3 separate regions of the Homo sapiens genome follow, and regions 1 and 2 are each linked to region 3. Evidence: chromatin contacts called from ENCODE Hi-C or POLR2A ChIA-PET data. All regions are on one chromosome and are shown on one strand. The core of a region is the stretch at or near the end of the contact, and the rest is flanking DNA. Distances in the headings are between cores, read along the strand shown. Region 1 holds the start of CREB3L2 (cAMP responsive element binding protein 3 like 2). Region 2 holds the start of STRA8 (stimulated by retinoic acid 8). Region 3 holds the start of ZYX (zyxin).

What was found. Hi-C counts contacts between places; a loop is a spot of excess contacts on that map. ChIA-PET counts read pairs that join two places held with the same protein, here RNA polymerase II (POLR2A). Pooled maps may share reads with other maps.
Region 1: a map of B cell shows a loop between it and region 3 (27-fold over the local background). The contact joins the promoter of CREB3L2 here to the promoter of ZYX in region 3. A Hi-C loop is called at or near these places in 1 of 168 maps with a recorded cell type or tissue (B cell) and 8 of 50 pooled maps. POLR2A ChIA-PET finds 5 or more read pairs at or near these places in 1 of 52 experiments (endothelial cell of umbilical vein).
Region 2: a map of psoas muscle shows a loop between it and region 3 (30-fold over the local background). The contact joins the promoter of STRA8 here to the promoter of ZYX in region 3. A Hi-C loop is called at or near these places in 1 of 168 maps with a recorded cell type or tissue (psoas muscle). POLR2A ChIA-PET finds 5 or more read pairs at or near these places in 1 of 52 experiments (PC-9).

The regions. Positions count from the first base shown.
Region 1 is chr7:138,000,652-138,003,351 of GRCh38, forward strand. CREB3L2 (cAMP responsive element binding protein 3 like 2) reads right to left here and starts at 1,435. Exons shown (of 12, transcript NM_194071.4): 1 at 953-1,435. The coding sequence starts at 1,054. LOC124901752 (a long non-coding RNA gene) reads left to right here and starts at 1,656. Exons shown (of 3, transcript XR_007060551.1): 1 at 1,656-1,739. RefSeq lists enhancers at 460-1,058, 975-1,114, 1,059-1,656, 1,205-1,294, 1,385-1,454 and 1 more.
Region 2 is chr7:135,232,556-135,235,255 of GRCh38, forward strand. It overlaps STRA8 (stimulated by retinoic acid 8), which reads left to right and starts at 1,283. Exons shown (of 9, transcript NM_001394401.1): 1 at 1,283-1,348.
Region 3 is chr7:143,380,023-143,382,722 of GRCh38, forward strand. ZYX (zyxin) reads left to right here and starts at 1,323. Exons shown (of 10, transcript NM_003461.5): 1 at 1,323-1,387; 2 at 1,535-1,757; 3 at 2,226-2,425; 4 at 2,571-2,663. The coding sequence starts at 1,550. It overlaps FAM131B-AS2 (FAM131B antisense RNA 2), which reads right to left and starts at 1,003. Exons shown (of 2, transcript NR_161353.1): 1 at 244-1,003; 2 at 1-87. It overlaps MIR6892 (microRNA 6892), which reads left to right and starts at 2,664; the gene lies at 2,664-2,700. It also overlaps a transcript of FAM131B not described here. RefSeq lists enhancers at 119-1,019, 143-232 and silencers at 733-1,762, 1,793-1,842.

The DNA.
Region 1 (2,700 bases), core at 185-2,684, 5.4 Mb before region 3:
CTCCAGTGGTTTTCTCATTAGTGTCCCCCCTCACCCCAGCCCCACCCCCATTACAAACGTCTGCATGGATAAGAATCAAACAAAGAGATCTTGCATAAAGTCCTATGATCAGTGCTGGCTATTGAAAACAAAATTTCATTTTGCAAACTTAATACCAAAAACTTGACATTAAAAACTTTAAAAGAAATGTGCGTGCTCTGGGACAGCTTAATCCCCCAAGAGATCTCTGAGGCATTAGTATAAGACTGAACAAGCAACTGGTGAGCTGTCCCACCTTCCCCAGAGCCTTTCTTAAATATGCAACTGTCTCAGATTTTCCATACTCCTCTGCTGGTTTTTCCTCCGAAGAGGGAGGAAGGAGACTTCTTGGTCGTACAGTTTAAGAAAGCAAATAAAGCCGCCTTTCTCCCTAACGTAGAGGAGCCCTTTCAACACACACACACACACACACACACACACACACACACACACACACGTGTACTTTTTAAAATATAAATATGAAAGAAGAGGAAGGGAGGGAGAGAGGGAGAGAGAATACGAGACAGATGAAAAGGAAATGCTACTTAATCTTGTCCAGTTTTTGAAAACCTCAAAAAAAAATCAATAGCAAACTAGGCGGAGGCATGTTATTCTCAAAACACACACTCCCTCTCCCGCATTACAGTACTGTTAACAACAGCAAATGATATTACAGATGGAAAAAGCCTCAGGGAAAAAAGCATGAATTGTTAAAGGAATACAAAGTGGCATTACTCTCATGAGAAATGTAAAGGGGCCAGCTGCCCGCCTTCATCTGCTCAGACATTAAAGTACACCTCGCCCAGGACCTCTTGATTCTGACCATGCCCTGCCCCAAACCCTGCCTTCCCGGGTCCCAGGACTCCAGCTGCTCCTCGCGTGACAACACTTGCCCGCTTTGAAAGCCCTCCTGCCCCGCCCGCCGGGTCCTCACCGTGTGGTACATGAGGGCCTCGCCGTCCCCGGGCTCTGACAGCTCGCTCAGCTTGCGGTCCCACTGCAGCACGCCCTGCTCCCCGCTCTCCAGCACCTCCATGGCGGTGCGGGCCGCGCTGGGCCGAGGATGCTAAGCGCAGGAGGGGACGCGCAGAGCTGCCTCGGACCGGCAAGGTTCCTCTCTCTCCGCGTGTGCTTGCGTGTGTGCGCGCGCGTGTCTGTAGTTTTGCACTTGGAAAGCAAACGTCTGCTCCTCTGCCGGAGAGAGGATGGCCAAGCGCTCCCGTCCGGTGTCCTCGGAGATCCGAGAATCCCCAGGGACACGAGCCGGACCAAAGGCTGCCGGGGCTAAAGCGGGATGTGCATCCAAAATGAAGGCAGAAGACCCGCTCTCATCCCAGGAAAATCCCTTAGCCGCAAGCCCACTTGCCGCTACGGCTCCAGACACAAACTTTGAGGGACCCCAGGGCTCCTCGGCTCTGCTCCAGGACCCAGCTGCGGCCCCACCTCCCTCCAAGGCTTGACCAATTGGATATCCGCCTTGCCTAGCAGACCCAATCAGAAGTCTCATTCTCGGCTTTGTCCCGCCCCCAAAGGCAGAGGCCGCGGGAAGTCTCCGCCCACGCCTTGGAATGTAGCCGGGGAGTGTCTGTGACGTCACCGAGGAACTCCTCCTGCTTGAGCGCGGCCCGCTGTCTGCTGTCGCCTACAGCTGACCAATAGAGGGCTTGGGTCCGGAAGTGATGGACTGGAGGCTTGACTAATGTGAAAGGGGCGTCTGAAAGGTACAGCCAATGAAATAGCGACAAGAATACATTTTGTAAAAGAGGGAGGGTGAGTTCAGTCCTCTTGCTGAGAATCCTCAGAAATTTACCAGCGCGCCGACAGGGGGCGCGAGAGTTGTTGCGCGGGGGGCTTAAACATTTTCGAGTACTTTAGTTCATTTGAATCTCTCGGAATTTTTTTAATGGATTACATATTATACAAAAATACAAATATTCCTCATGCACATACATTTATATTAGTGCAGCTCTAGGAAATTGTCATTGTTCTTCACCTTTTTCGCCCATTTTCTGTTGGGTTCTTCTATTTTTTATGGACTTCACTTATTGTATGTTTTTCTTTCATCTGCTTGATAAGAGTCAATGGCATGCTTTTCCAGGTCCTACAGAAGTGAGCCCAGTCCTTGAATTCATAGAGCTTTTATCTCAGAGGAGTCAGGCAATAAACAAAGAAATAAACATTTAAATTCAGAAAGTGGAAATTGCTATAAAGAAAAATAAAAGCAGGAAAACAGGATGCGTCAAGATCGATGCTATTTTACGTGCTGATCAGGGAAGTTCTTCCTAAAGGAAATGAGATTTCGGGGGAAGCTGGTATTCACGTGATTGCTGGGGAGGCCAGTGTGGCTGCAGCAGAGGTGCTTGGCAGGGAGGGGTGGGAAAGGCCAGAAAGGTGAGCCAGGGCCAGAGCACCAGGCCTGCCTCCTAGAATAGGGAAGAGATGGCCTGTTCTAAAGGAATTCCCCCGAACACTGTGATTCTTCTTCCTCCTTTTTAATTCCAAAAATATAGTTTACCTATCTTAAATATAAAAGCAGGTCTTTGCCAGTTAGCTCTAGAAGTTTCTTACAATGGCACATTCAGGTATTAGCTATTGTGTTGTTTCCTTGGCAAGTATTTTTTGGCGGGTGGAGACAAATGTCTTTGAACTCTATGTTGTCTTTAAAGCAGCAGTTTATCATAT
Region 2 (2,700 bases), core at 33-2,532, 8.1 Mb before region 3:
TCGCTTGAGCCCGGGAATTCGAGGCTGCAGTGCACTCCAACCTGGGCGACAGAACGAGAACCTGTCTCAGGAAAAAAAAAATGCTAGAAGGGGAGAATGAGAATTGACCCTTACTGGAAGGTTTTTCTGTTTTTATGTGACGGTTTCTTTATATGTGGGACATCATCTCACTGACGTCAAACTTCATGAGTGTCTAAGCCTCCCAGGTACCCTACTGCGTGCTTTCCGTAGCGGCTCGTTGATAGTCCTCTCAGTCCCTGCGAGGTGGATTCTAATCCAGAATCCCCTGCTACGCCTGCTAAGCCTGTGACCCCTGTTTCACCCCTGCCTCAGGAGTGAAGGAGCTCACCCATCAGATGGCAGCAAGGGGGCGCCTGGGCGGAGCCATGCTTCTTGCACCGTGCACTGGCCCTGAGCCGGGCACTTCAAGGGGCTTTGTCCTGCATCTGCTACCAAATGTGTAGGGCCTCGCTAGTACCCCCACCAGTGTCAACCAGATATAGTGGGATCATGAGCATCACGAAATATTGCAGGATATAAGCATACAAGCAAAAAGAAGCCTAAACGAGAGTACATCTATATTTGGGAAGGAAAAATGAATTTTTTTTCCAAACTGAAAGAATACCTACTTCCTACTACCCAGAGTGAACCCCTTTTCTCTCTTATTCTTGATATTTTAATCTGAGCTATTAAAGGTCCCTTCTCTCCACCCCATTTTCTCCCCCCATCCTCTATTTCTTCCTGCCTTATTTAAAATGCTATTTCCCTTTCTCCCTTTTATGCGTTTATTTCCTTCATGCCGTTTTCTCATGTTTTCGCTTGAGGCAGCGAGCCTGGTATTTTGATTCCTTTATCTAAGGGGTTTTCCGTAACCCTCAGGACAACCCTGTAAGCTGGTGGCATTGCCCCATTTGAGAGATGAGAAAACTGGGGCCCAGTGCCAGGTGAGTGGAACCAGCTGGAGGGCATCTACTTAGTCCTCTGAGGACACATGAAGGCTGTGTGGAGCCCCCGAGCTGATTACTGACGCGAGGGTCCCCTCCCTGACCCCTCGCGACCCTGCGAGGTGAGTCAGCCCCGCCCCTCCCTCTTCTCTCTCCTCCCTTTTCTGTCGCCTTCGGACAACTTGTAACACTGTTTCTTCCACTGCCCACACGCCCATTGGCCCGTCACCACGCATCCCCATTGGCTGTGGCGGCCAGGGACAGGGCCGCGATTGGTCCCCACCCCTGTAACGAGGTGCCAGGTCTGTTTTCTGACCCAGACAGGAACCGCGATCCCCACTCCGGCGCACGAAGCCGGGTGACTGCTGTCCCGGGAGTGGGGACGTCGCGTGCACCGTTGGCGAGTAAGTATCCTTTGAACGCTCCTCTCCAGAAAGGTGCCCTTGGGCATATGAGTGTTTGTGTAGACTTGAAAGAATTCAGTGCAGCGGAGCCTAACAGGTGAACTTTTAGCGCGGGGTTCACAGGAGCCTTTTGTATCCGTCACTGTGGCTACCTACATTTTTGAGAGTGATTCTGGATGATGATGATGATGATGATGATGATTATTATTATTATCATTTTGAGACGGAGTTTCGCTCTTGTCACCCAGGCTGGAGTGCAATGGCGAGATCTCAGCTCACTGCAACCTCCGCCTCCCGGGTTCAAGCGATTCTCCTGCCTCAGCTTCCCGAGTAGCTGGAACTACAGGTGTGGGCCACCACGCCCGGCTAATTGTTTGTATTTCTAGTAGAGACAGGGGTTTCACCGTGTTGGCTGGGCTGGTCTCGAACTCCTGACCTCAGGTGATCCGTCCACCTCGGCTTCCCAAAGTGTGGGATTACAGGCAGGAGCCACGGCACCCAGCCAATTCTGGATTATTTTTACATAATTTGATATAGATAGAAAATCAAAGGAAGCTGTCTGTGGGTTGTAGTACATTATGCAGTGTATTATACTGTCTGGGGCTTGCTAATGAGAATGGATCACACTCAAATATTTTGTGGACTGATGCTTAAAAATGAACATTTCTCTGAAATTTGGAGAAGGTGAGGGCATTTTTTTTAAAGTTTAGTCTAGGGAGTTTTTTAAACGTCAGCTCTGAGTGGATATTAAAAAGTGTTTTAATAGGAAAATATGTGGTAATGAAAGTATGCTCTGCTTTATAGAGGACAATTAATAAAAATATGTCATGTGACAGTGTTAATCCTCACAAAATGCCCTTTTAGAAGAAGGTATCAACGAAGCTGCCTCCTAACTTTGTTAGACTGAAAGGTTATGTTTGGCAAGCTGATCTCATGAACAAGGTCGAACACAGCAATAAGTTTTGGTTTTCTTTGTTCACTTGTTTGCTTTTAGACAGAATCTCACTCTGTCACCCAGACTGGAGTGCAGTAGCATGATCTCAGCTCACTGCAACCTCTGCTTCCTAGGCTCAAGTGATCCTCCCAACTCAGCCTCCTGGGTGGCTGGGACTACAGGCACATGACGCCCAGATAATTTTTGTATTTTTTGTAGAAATGGGGTTTGGCCACGTTGCCCAGTCTGGTCTCAAACTCCTGAGCTCAAGTGATCCTCCTGCCTCAGCCTCCCAAAGTGCTAGGATTACAGGCAAGAGCCACTGTGCCTGGGCAGCAATACGTTTTTTAAAGGGGAAAATATGTTAGAGCTATGGCCATTCTGAAAGGCCTAGTATTATTTTGGGCTCCAGTTTCCT
Region 3 (2,700 bases), core at 73-2,572:
GTGCTCCTTGCCAGTAGAGTGTAGCCGGATTTGGAGGGACTGGACACTCAGTGTGAACAAGACGAAGGCCTCAGGAGGCAGTAAAAGCTGACAAGAGGAGAGAAAATGAAGCGCCTACGGGTGCATACTGGACTAGCGGGCGAAAGGCCATGACTCCTTAGTTTGGAGAAAGAACTGGGGCCGAGATTGGGGAAGTTTCCCAGTGCAATTAAAAAAAAAAAAAAAAAGAACTAGAAGAATTACCCAGGTCTGGCTTCTTTCGTGTAGCCTGGGGCTGAGTCGCAGGCTGAGAAATCCAGTCTGGCCAGTAGGGGGCTCCACCAAGCGCAGTCTCAGAATGCCCAAGAGCTCCACCGTCGCCCGGGGTCTCCACCAAGCGCAGTCTCAGAATGCCCAAGAGCCCCACCGTCGCCCGGGGTCTCCAAGAGGAGTGGGTCGTGGTGGGCGTTGAAGGGCCGTAAAAGACGAGCAGCCCGCGTCCGCGTCCGTCCTCCCGGGTCTCCAGTCCGCAGGCGGCCGCCGCCTCGGCCCCGCCCTCCCACCTCCATTCCCGGCCCCGCGGACCCGAACGGTCCCTCTCGCAACCGATCTGCTGGCTGGGGCGCTGGGGATGCGAATTCCTAGAAGCCTTAAGAGGCTGCCCAGCGTTGGAAGTTCGTATCCCCAAGAATGCTGGAGGTTCCGGCTCACACACCCCCTCCGGGCACAGAGTCAGCTGGGGGGTGCTGGGAGGGAGAACGCCCCGCTCCTCACCCCCCATCCCCGTGCACCCTGGAGCCCAGCTCCATACGTTCGGCCACCCCAGGCGGACTCGGGGTGGCCGGGTAGCGGGTGGTGGCAGGAGGGGACCGGGTAACGGCAGGCCCGAGAGGAGGTCGCTGGGCCGGGCCGGAGGCGCACAGGGGCTGCGTGGCTACCTCGGCGGCACCCGCCCCACCTCCGCCGGCTAAGCCCGGAGGGGGACGGTGAGTCAGATCTCGGGCACCCGCGGGTCGGGCGGGGAGGGGGAGGCAGGTCAGGAAATGACATCAGAGGCCTGTGCTCAGGGAGTGGGGGTCTGAGCCGGGCTGGGGCGGCGGGGGCGGCAGTGAGTGGGGTGGGGGCGAGCGGACCTCGGCGGAGCCTCCGGCCTGAGGCAGGATCAGGGCCCCTTCCTGGGGGAGTTTCCTGCCTGGTCCGCCCTTCCCCGCTCTCCCCGCCCCCTCTCCGGGCCGCTCCTTGTATGGTCTGGGCGCCGCTCTCTCCCCGCCCCCTCTCTTCTCCCTCCCTCCTCCTTCCGTGTGTCCCTCCCCGCCCGGCTGGAGGCTGCTCCGGACCGGGACGCAGAGTCTGCGGACCCGGCGCCGAGGCGGCCACCCGAGACGCGGCGCGCACGCTCCGGCCTGCGGTGAGGCGCGGGGAGCGGCAGGGCGGCCCCACGGGGAGGGGGCGCGGGGCGCCGGGAGGGGGCGAGTGGGGGTCACCAAGGGGAGCTGGGACCGCCTGGGGCTCCTGAGCCCGGCTCCGCGCTGCGTAACCCGGCGACCCACCCCAGCAGCCCGGCCCGGCCATGGCGGCCCCCCGCCCGTCTCCCGCGATCTCCGTTTCGGTCTCGGCTCCGGCTTTTTACGCCCCGCAGAAGAAGTTCGGCCCTGTGGTGGCCCCAAAGCCCAAAGTGAATCCCTTCCGGCCCGGGGACAGCGAGCCTCCCCCGGCACCCGGGGCCCAGCGCGCACAGATGGGCCGGGTGGGCGAGATTCCCCCGCCGCCCCCGGAAGGTATGCGGCGGGGCTTGGGGAATGTACCCCGGCAGGAGCCGGGGTGGGGGGCAGTCGTTTCGGGAATTTGGGGATGTCTGGAAAGGTTGTTGCCGAGGGGGCTGGGCGCAGCCACCCTGTCCCGAGCAGATGTTCTTACCTCATCGTGGAGCTCGTGGCTGGGAGCCAGGGCTCCTGGGACCGTTCCAAGTCCCCCGCCTGGGAGTGGGAGTCGGGAATGTGGGGCACGAATCTTCCCCTCCGGGTCCGTTTTCCGAAGTGTAACGGGAGCTGCACCACTCCTCGGCAGTGCGCCCGGCCTTTCCTGACCTGGTACTCCCAGGGCGCCCTGCGCCCCTCCTTTGCTTCCCCACACGCTCTGGGACCCCTGAGAGAGTTCTTGGGTTAGGGGTTAGAGCGGTTAACTGAGGGGAGCTTGGGTGAGGGGTAGAGGGACCCCGGCCGACGTCTTTCTCCTTCCTACCCCAGACTTTCCCCTGCCTCCACCTCCCCTTGCTGGGGATGGCGACGATGCAGAGGGTGCTCTGGGAGGTGCCTTCCCGCCGCCCCCTCCCCCGATCGAGGAATCATTTCCCCCTGCGCCTCTGGAGGAGGAGATCTTCCCTTCCCCGCCGCCTCCTCCGGAGGAGGAGGGAGGGCCTGAGGCCCCCATACCGCCCCCACCACAGGTACGGAGGCCTGGGAGGGGCGGCTGCACTGGACACCCCCAAGGAGAGGAGAAGAGGGCCCTTTCTTCTTACCTCCCCTGCACCTCTGCCTTGGGGGTGGGGGGATAGAGGCATGGAATAGGTGCTCTGACCTCTGACCCTCTAGCCCAGGGAGAAGGTGAGCAGTATTGATTTGGAGATCGACTCTCTGTCCTCACTGCTGGATGACATGACCAAGAATGATCCTTTCAAAGCCCGGGTAAGGGACCGGAGAGTAGGAAAAGCAGGGCTCAGGG